2 separate regions of the Homo sapiens genome follow, and region 2 is linked to region 1. Evidence: read pairs that join two places in POLR2A ChIA-PET (ENCODE). Cell type or tissue: B cell. All regions are shown on one strand. Each heading gives the region's core, and the rest is flanking DNA. Links, peaks and the distances in the headings are about the cores only. Region 1 overlaps PKNOX1 (PBX/knotted 1 homeobox 1). Region 2 overlaps RRP1 (ribosomal RNA processing 1).

The links. ChIA-PET counts read pairs that join two places held together with the same protein. Peaks named below come from ENCODE experiments on the same cell type or tissue, not always from the same donor. Only the 100,000 strongest peaks of a DNase experiment are listed, where the experiment ranks them.
Region 2: POLR2A ChIA-PET joins it to region 1 with 10 read pairs; 2 of 35 experiments call an interaction of 5 or more read pairs at or near these places.

Annotation. Positions count from the first base shown.
Region 1 is chr21:42,985,349-42,989,728 of GRCh38, forward strand. All of the region lies in intron 1 of PKNOX1 (PBX/knotted 1 homeobox 1), which reads left to right. Among named protein-coding and RNA genes, the nearest start is that of PKNOX1, 13 kb to the left of the region's middle. RefSeq lists a silencer at 3,496-3,662. In B cell, for the core only: no CTCF peak of the experiment used is centred there; no DNase peak of the experiment used is centred there.
Region 2 is chr21:43,803,223-43,807,602 of GRCh38, forward strand. RRP1 (ribosomal RNA processing 1) reads left to right here. Exons shown (of 13, transcript NM_003683.6): 13 at 290-2,071. The coding sequence ends at 552. AATBC (apoptosis associated transcript in bladder cancer) reads right to left here. Exons shown (of 2, transcript NR_026961.1): 2 at 2,536-3,366. Among named protein-coding and RNA genes, the nearest start is that of AATBC, 7.2 kb to the right of the region's middle. RefSeq lists enhancers at 1,963-2,192, 2,243-2,382, 2,743-3,042. In B cell, for the core only: no CTCF peak of the experiment used is centred there; a DNase peak (open chromatin) is centred at 2,429; H3K4me3 peaks cover 676 bases; H3K27ac peaks cover 713 bases.

The sequences.
Region 1 (4,380 bases), core at 66-4,065:
TTTTGAGACGGAGTCTCACTCTGTCATCCAGGTTGGAGTGCAGGGGAGTGATCTTGGCTCACTGCAGTCTCCACCTCCTGGGTTCAAGTGATTCTCTGACCTCAGCCTCCTGAGTAGCTGGGATTACAGGTGCAAGGCACCACACCTGGCTCATTTTTGTGTTTTTAGTAGAGACGGGGTTTTGCCATGTTGGCCAGGCTGGTCTCGAACTCCTGACTTCAAATAAGTTGCCTGCCTCGACCTCCCACAATGCTGAGATTACAGGAGTGAGCCACCACGTCCGGCCAGGGTCTTAAAACTTTGATGCGAATTTAAATTTACCAGCTGTAACAGACCATCCAGCTCAGAGTCTGTTAAAACAAATTGCAGGCCGGGCGTGGTGGCTCACACCTGTAATCCTAGCACTTTGGGAGGCTGAGGCGGGTGGATGACTTGAGACCAGGAGTTTGAGACCAGCCTGGTCAACATGGCAAAACCCAGTCTCTCCTAAAAATACAAAAAAATTAGCTGGTCATGGTGGCGGGTGCCTATAATTCCAGCTACTCAGGAGACTGAGGCAGGAGAATTGCTTGAACCTGGGAGGTGGAGATTGCAGTGAGCTGAAATCGTGCCATTGCAGTCTAGCCTGGGCAACAGAGCGAGGCTCTGTCTCAGAAAAAAAAAAAAAAATTAAAAAAAAAATTGCAAAACCATTAAAATGTAAAATACCTTTGATACTAGAATTTTGTTTTGTCTTTAGGGGACATATGTGGGCCTTTGGGTTAGAAATACTTTTTGATACAGATTTTAACAGGATTTACGATCTATGATTTTATTTGAATATTACACTTCAAATGATACCTCGCCAAACCTTGTTTGAAAAATAAAGTGATGGCTGGGCGCAGTGGCTCATGCCTGTAATTCCAGCACTTTGGGAGGCCAAGGCGGGTGGATCATGAGGTCAGGAGTTAAAGACCGTCTTGGCCAAGGTGGTGAAACTCCATCTCTACTAGAAATAGAAAAATTAGCCAGGCATGGTGGCAGGTGCCTGTAATCCCAGCTACTGGGGAGGCTGAGGTAGGAGAATCCCTTGAACCTGGGTGGTGAAGATTGCAGTGAGCCGAGATCATGCCATTGCACTCCAGCCTGGGTGACCGAGTGAGACTTGGTCTCAAAAACAAAAAAAAAGTGATTTCTTGACAAATGTTTTCCTCAGAATGAGTCATTTATTGACTGAACATCTCTTTGGAATAGGAGCTGTGGAAGCCAGGGTGGAAGAGAGATGGACAACTGGCTTGTGGTTTCTGAACCACAGGTGCCTAAAACTTCTCACACACAAAATGAAAGCTCACTTAACTGTCATGATGTATAGTTAGTGTCCTAAAAGGTGTCCTGGAGAAGGTATTTTGGGAGGACTGGTAACAAAACACAATACCTAGAGATGCAGTCTCTGGATCTGACTGTTGTGTTGTCTTCAGTCGTTTTCTGGCTTTATAAATGCCTCAGTGTTACTGTTTGCTAGAACTGGAATTACCCTAGAATTTCCAGTGGAATTGTGGCTGCTCATTAGTCAACACTGCTCTGGGTAGCAGCTAGGAGGTGGCACTCTGGGAGTTGGTCCTCTGCTAGGCGCGGCACCTGGTGAGGGGGATGGGGCTGTGTGGACTCCTCCAGCAAGGCAGCGTCTAGTATATTACATTACAGTACACAGGATAGTGTCACTAAACTGAGTCAGAGAGCACATTTTAGGTGGATTTAAAGAAGTATACTCAGGCCAGGTGCGGTGGCTCACACCTGCAATCCCAGCACTTTGGGAGGCCAAAGTGGGCAGATCACCTGAGGCCAGGAGTTCAAGACCAGCCTGACCAACATGGAGAAACTCTTGTCTCTACTAAAAATACAAAACTAGCTGGGCGTGGTGGCGCATGCCTGTAATCCCAGCTACTCGGGAGGCTGAGGCAGGAGAATCGCTTGAACCTGGGAGGCGGAGGTTGCAGTGAGCTGAGATCGTGCCATTACACTCCAGCCTGGGCAACAAGAGCTAAACTCCCTCTCAAAAAAAAAAAAAAAAAAAAAAATATATATATATATATATATATATGTATACTCAGATTTTCTGACTCCTCTGGGTACTAGAAAGAGGAAAAGAAAGTCTAGTAAGATTTTTTAAAAAGTATCACTTGTCTTTGAACAGCTATAATTTTGGTCAGGGATTGGCAAACCACAGGCCTATGGGCCAGATCCCACTGACCTTTTTTTTGTATGGCCCTAGGGCTGAGAATGGTTTCTACTTTTTTTTTTTTTTTTTGAGATGGAGTCTTCGCTCTTTCACCCGGGCTGGAGTGCAGTGGCGCGATCTCGGCTCACTGCAAGCTCTGCCTCCTGGGTTCACGCCATTCTCCTGCCTCAGCCTACAGAGTAGCTGGGACTACAGGTGCCCACCACCACACCTGGCTAATTTTTTGTATTTTTAGTAGAGACAGGGTTTCACCATGTTAGCCAGGATGGTCTCGATCTCCTGACCTCGTGATCCACCCGTCTCGGCCTCCCAAAGTGCTGGGATTACAGGCGTGAGCCACCGCACCCGGCCTCTACATTTTTAAAGACCTGTAAAGAAAGCATACGTAATACAGACAGTATGTGACCCACAAACCTGAAATATTTACCTTCTGGCCCTTTACAGAAAATGTTTGCTGGTCACACCTCCCACACCTTCAGTTCTTTTTGTTTTTGTTTTTGTTTTTGAGACGGAGTCTCACTCTGTCACCCAGGCTGGAGTGCAATGGCCTACTCTCAGCTCACTGCAACCTCTGCCTCCCGGGTTCAAGTGATTCTCCCTCCTCAGCCTCTTGAGTAGCTGAAATAGGCGCGTGCCACCACACCCAGCTAATTTTTGTATTTTTAGTAGAGATGGGGTTTCACTATGTTGGCCAGGCTGGTCTCAAACTCCTGACCTCATGATCCGCCCACCTCGGCCTCCCAAACTGCTGGGATTACAGGCGTGAGCCACTGTGCCCGGCCAGCCCTCAGTTCTTACTTGGACCAAATCAAAGTTGGTCTGGATCTAAATGGAATCAAATAGCAGAACTGTTGGGAGATATGAAAAACACATGGGGATTTGGTGAGCTACTCTCCTTCAGCTGACTCATGCCTTGCTGTGATTGGTATACAGTATTGTCTATGTAAAAGTTGAGCCTAAAGAAATAGCTCTTAAATCACCATTAGAATTGTAAAGGAATATATGTGAGTAGTTCTAACAGCTGAAGTCTAGAACTCTGCTTCAGTGACTAGTTCCCATTGAGCGCTGGGACACGCTTTGCTGAGAGTCACTGTGGAGGGTCAGATTCTTTCCGGTGGCTCCCATGCTTCACCGAGAGCAGTTGTGCTGATCCCCCAGGCCACTGGGACAGCAGGGCAGGCTCCTTGGTCAGGGCTGGCCCAGGAACGGAGTGGGTTGATGAGAGGGAGCCTGGTCCCTGGGATACTGGTTAGGGTCTACAGGCTGGGGACCCTGCGGGCTGGATGAGGACCCCCTCACTGGTCTTTGGCTTCTCAGGCTGGGGACCCTGCGGGCTGGATGAGGACCCCTCACTGGTCTTTGGCTTCTCAGGCTGGGGACCCTGCGGGCTGGATGAGGACCCCCTCACTGGTCTTTGACTTCTCAGGCTGGGGACCCTGCGGGCTGGATGAGGACCCCCTCACTGGTCTTTGGCTTCTCAGGACTTCTTTCTTTGTAGAATCTCCCTCATCCCTTCCTTTTTCTGTTTGATGTCTCTTTCCTCATTTCTTCTGTAAAATAAACGTAAAAAGGGACTGAATAATTTCCAACTTTTTTTTTTTTGATAAAGGGTCTCACTATGTTGCTGGTTTTGAACTCCTGGACTCAAGCAATATTCCCGCCTCGGGCTTCCAAAGTGCTGGGCTTACAGATGTAAGCCACTGGGCCCGGCCTATCCCCAACCTGTTTTTTTCAGTTTTTTTCCATTTTTTTCAGCTTTTGTGATAGTTTTCTCATGGATCTTTTGACTGGTCAGGATAACATTGCTTAGAGATGTATTTTACTTGATTACTTAAATGTATGTTTCTGTTTCAATTTTTTATTTTTTTTGAGTCAGTCTCACTCTGTCACCCTGGCTGGAGTGCAGTGATGTGATCTCGATTTCACTGCGACCTCCACCTCCAGGGTTCAAGTGATTCTCTCAAGTCTCAGCCTCCCGAGTAGCTGGGATTACAGGCGCCTGCTACCACGCCTGGCTAATTTTTGCATTTTTAGTAGAGATGGGGTTTCACCACGTTGGCCAGGCTGGTCTTGAACTCCTGACCTCAAGTAATCTGCCTGCCTCAGCCTCCCAAAATGCTAGGATTACAGTCGTGAGCCACCGCCCCCAGCCAAAAAGCAGA
Region 2 (4,380 bases), core at 147-4,146, 820 kb after region 1:
ACCTCCCCTTCTGCCTTGAGCCCAGTCCTGCCTACTCCTCTGTGCCTTTGCTCCTGGGTCTCATGACCCTGTCCTCACGCTGGTCCTTCTGAGGTCAGCCCTTGCTGAGGTCCTGAGCCGTGTGGATGGAGCTTGGCGCCCACACTGGACACGGGATGCGTCTGGCTGGCTGTTGTGGCCGTGTTGTCCTCCCAGGTCTGTGGTGCTGGCATCCTCAGCCTGAGTTGGAGTAAGTGGAAAGAGCCCGTGTTGGCATTCTCTGGCTCATGGGGTCTTGCTGTTTTGTCAGGGAAAGGTGAGAAGGAGCCCCCGAGCCCGGGCATGGAGAGGAAGAGGAGCAGGAGGAGGGGTGTAGGGGCCGACCCCGAGGCGCGGGCAGAGGCTGGTGAGCAGCCAGGCACAGCTGAGCGGGCCCTGCTCCGAGATCAGCCCAGGGGCCGTGGCCAGAGAGGGGCTCGCCAGAGAAGGAGGACACCTCGGCCCCTGACCAGTGCCCGAGCAAAGGCGGCCAATGTCCAGGAGCCGGAGAAGAAGAAGAAACGCAGGGAGTGATGTGGCCGGGCCAAGGACAGGCAGGGAGGGAGGCCAGGCCTCGCTTGCACCGCGGGACGAGGCTGACCGGGCTGTTCTGTAGACTCAGGACCGTGGCTCCAGAACTCCTGTGCCAGGCGGGAGGGAAGGGCGGCACTGGAGAGATGGGCCCATCATTAGGGGCCAGCATCCCAGGAACTGGACCTTTCCCCAGAGCCTCCGCCTGTGGCTGTGATGACCTTGGGCCAGAAGGTCAAACTCCGAAGACTGAAACTCTGCCTGCAGCAGGACTGGCCGCCCCTGCTGTGGGGGGTTCAGAAAATAAAATGCCGCGCAGCCCTTGCCAGGGGAAGTGTCGCTTCAGGTGTGTCCTACGGACGTGTGGGAGGTGGCAGGCGCCAGCCTCCGAGCAGTGTGGTGGTTTATATTCATGTTTGTGGAAAAATCTTGCAAGACATTTCTCCTTTCACAGAACTGCCCAGGTGTTAACAGGGCTGTCTGGACGGGGCTCTTTTGCTTCCCCCTCAATCTGGGGTCTAGAGTTGTGCAAGGAATTCAGCTCCAGTAAGGCCTGGATTGCCCGGGGTGAGCGTGTGTGTGGTGGGAAGACCTGGCTTCCGCGAGAGCCTTGTTCCTGGAGGCAGGAGCGCCCCGCCATCCTGGGTACCCGCGGGTCCGCAGGCTGCGCACCTCTTTCCCTCAGCCAGGTCACCCTCAGCGTCCTCCCTGCCCCTCTCCCCTTCACACCTGCTGGAGCCTGTGAGGGAGGTGGCGGGTCCCCACTGTGGCGACGGAGAGCTGACAGTAGCCCAGGGCTTTCCACCTGCATGGAACAAGGGCCTGTCTGCCGCCAGCGCTGTGGCCACAGCCTGCATAGGTGACAAGGGGCCGCTGCGTTGGGTTTTGCCCGCATCTTCTGTTCCATGGGTGCCCAGCCAGCCAGGCCGTGTGGGATCCAGCGAGAGGCCAGGGCTTGGAGTGGGCCTGGGACCAGGAAGGACCTCTAGGCTGTGGCTGGCCTTGTGCAGACCCTGGACTGCATCCGGTTCCCCAAAGCCCTGCTGCATTCGAGTGTCCCCCAACCCCGGGCAGGTGGCACCTGGTGACACCTCCTTCAGTCCCACTCAGCTGGGCGGCCGGGGCAGGCTTAGGGCACAGTTAGGGGCCAAGGAGAGGGAAGGCCAGGGCCCCTGTTCTAGGGGTTAGGGTTCTTTCCCCAAAGGAACTTAAAAAGACAAGCGTGGCCAGGCACAGTGGCTCACACCTGTAATCCCAGCACTTTGGGAGGCCGAGGTGGCCAGATCACCTGAGGTCAGGAGTTTGAGACCAGACTGACCAACATGGAGAAACCCCATCTCTACTAAAATACAAAATTAGCCAGGCGTGGTGGCACATGCCTGTAATCCCAGCTACTCGGGAGGCTGAGGCAGGAGAATTGCTTGAACCTGGGAGGCAGAGGTTGTGGTGAGCTAAGATCACGCCATTGCACTCCAGCCTGGGCAACGAGAGGGAAACTCTGTTTCAAAAAAAAAAAAAAAAAGACAAGCGTGTCTAACGTAAACTGCCGGTGGCGAGCGTCAGGTCTGGGCAGTGTCCCCTGGGCCTGGTCAGTGTTCCCCTGGGCCTGGCCTCTTTACCCCCAGCAGGGCCTGTTGGGACGAGCCCCTGCAGTTGGAGGCCTTTGGAAGGGAACGGGGTGCATTATAACGCTTTCTTGTTTTTGAAGTTTCTTTGGTCAAAAGCTAAGGAAACAACCATGCTAACAGAAGTTTCTGGAAAAAAGCAAATTAGAGATGCCGAATTGCAGTTGTGAAACTGGAAGCCACAGTGACTTTGCATCTTCTTTCACATGTGTGTTCACAGGGAGGGGTTTTTCATGGCTGCGCCGGCACTGTCACGCTCTGGCTGTTTCCAGGCCCTGCTGGGTGCACGTTTCCCCATATTCAGAATTGTTTTAAATAACCGCATTGTGCTTATGACATGAATGACTGAATTCCTCTCCTATTGGTAGCCTCTTTTACTTTTTTATTTTTTTATTTTTGAGACTGAGTTTTGAGTTGAGTTTTTTTTGAGACCGAGTTGTTTTATTTCCGCACATGAATGGTAGTTCCAGCTACTCAGGAGGCCAAGGTGGGAGAAGCGCCTGAGCCCAGGAGAGAACCATCGAGAGGTAATTCACATGGAGTACAGTTCGCCCAACTGAAGTGTGTAATTCGAGTTTTCAGCATATTCAAAGTTGTACAGCCATCACCACAGTCAACTTTAGACCATTTTCAGCCCAAAAGAAACTGGGCCATCGCCCCTCTGTCTCCCCGCCACCTGCACGCATCCTCCCGGCCTCAGGTTCCGGGCCGTGTCTGTTCTGGCCATGTGTTACGGGATCACGCAGCACCGTGGTTCCAGGGCTCATCCACACTGGAGTCTTTCCTTCATATGGCTGAGTGACATCCCACGGTACAGACAGTGCATTGCATCTGCCCGTTTGTCCACTGATGGACGTTTGGGGTGTTTCCGCCTTTGGCCGTCTTGAGTCACGCTGCTGTGTAAGGATGAGTTTGCAGGGGATGGATGCTTTCATTCCTCTGGGGCAGATGCCTAGGAGTGTCATGGCTGGGTTTTGGGCTCACCATGTCTAGTCGGTTGAAGAACTACTTTCCAGACTTTTCTACAGTGGCTGCATGCGTTGAGTTGAGCCTCGGGGATGGGCCCCTGTCTGGGTGTTCTGCTATGGCCAGGCTGATGGGATCCCAGGAGGTGACTCTTCTCAGGACACTTGGCCCAGCCACTCTGACTTTGTGACCAGGACGGGAAGCACCTGTGGTTCCACTCGCCTGCCTGTGGAGTGGGAGTAACAGCACAGGGCTGGGATGAGGATGATGTTGCTTTTTCCTGGAAAAACAATCTCTCAACCTTACAGAAACATTGCAGACACACAGCATTTCTCCCCCGAGCCTTTTGAGAGCATTTCCTGACTTGGTGCCCCAGCACCCTGGATACTTTGTGGCCCATTTCCTCCTACAGAGACATTCCCTTAACCACAGCACAGTGGTCACAGAGGGAGCTAGAGCCAGGTGTGGTGGCATGTGTGTAGTCCCAGCTACCCTGGAGGCCAAGGCGGGAGGATCGCTTGGGCCCATGAATTTGAGTGAGCCTGGGCAACATCAAGACCCCGTCTCAAACCAGGAAAAATCAGGGAATTAGCGTGGATACCTCACTGTGTCCAACCCTCGAACCCTCAGTCCTTGGTTGTCTCAGTGAAGTCGTTTGCAGCCCTAGGGCCCTGTTCAGATTCTCTCATTTCTCTGAAGATCTCTAGCTCCTGTGAGGGGAGGGTGGTGTTTAGAAGCCGATCTGGCTGGGCCCTTGCTATTCCGATCTCATTGTTCACAGGTGTTCTCAGCTGGCAGAGCTGGGGCAGTGTGTGCACAGCGCATGCCTGTTCTCTACCTGTCCCGCCAGCCACCCTCCATCTGTCTAGATTAAGGTCTTCAGAAAAAACAGAACCAATGAATGGGTTTTGTGTCTGTCCACTCCAGCTGCGAGAACAAAATAGTAGGGACTGGGCAGCTTAGGCCTGGGAGGGTGAGTTTCCGTTCTGGAGGATTCCGAGGGAGTGTCGGCAGAGTTGCTTTTCCTGGGCCCCCTCCTTGGCTTATCTTAATCAGTGGCCACCTTCTCACGGTGTCCTGACCATATTTATTTTTTTTTGGAGAAAAAGTGTCGCTCTGTCGCCCAGGCTGGAGTGCAGGGGCACCATCTCAGCTCACTGCAATCTCCGCCTCCCAGGTTCAAGCGATTCTCCTGCCTCAGCCCCTGAGTAACTGGGATTACAGGTGTGTGCCACCACGC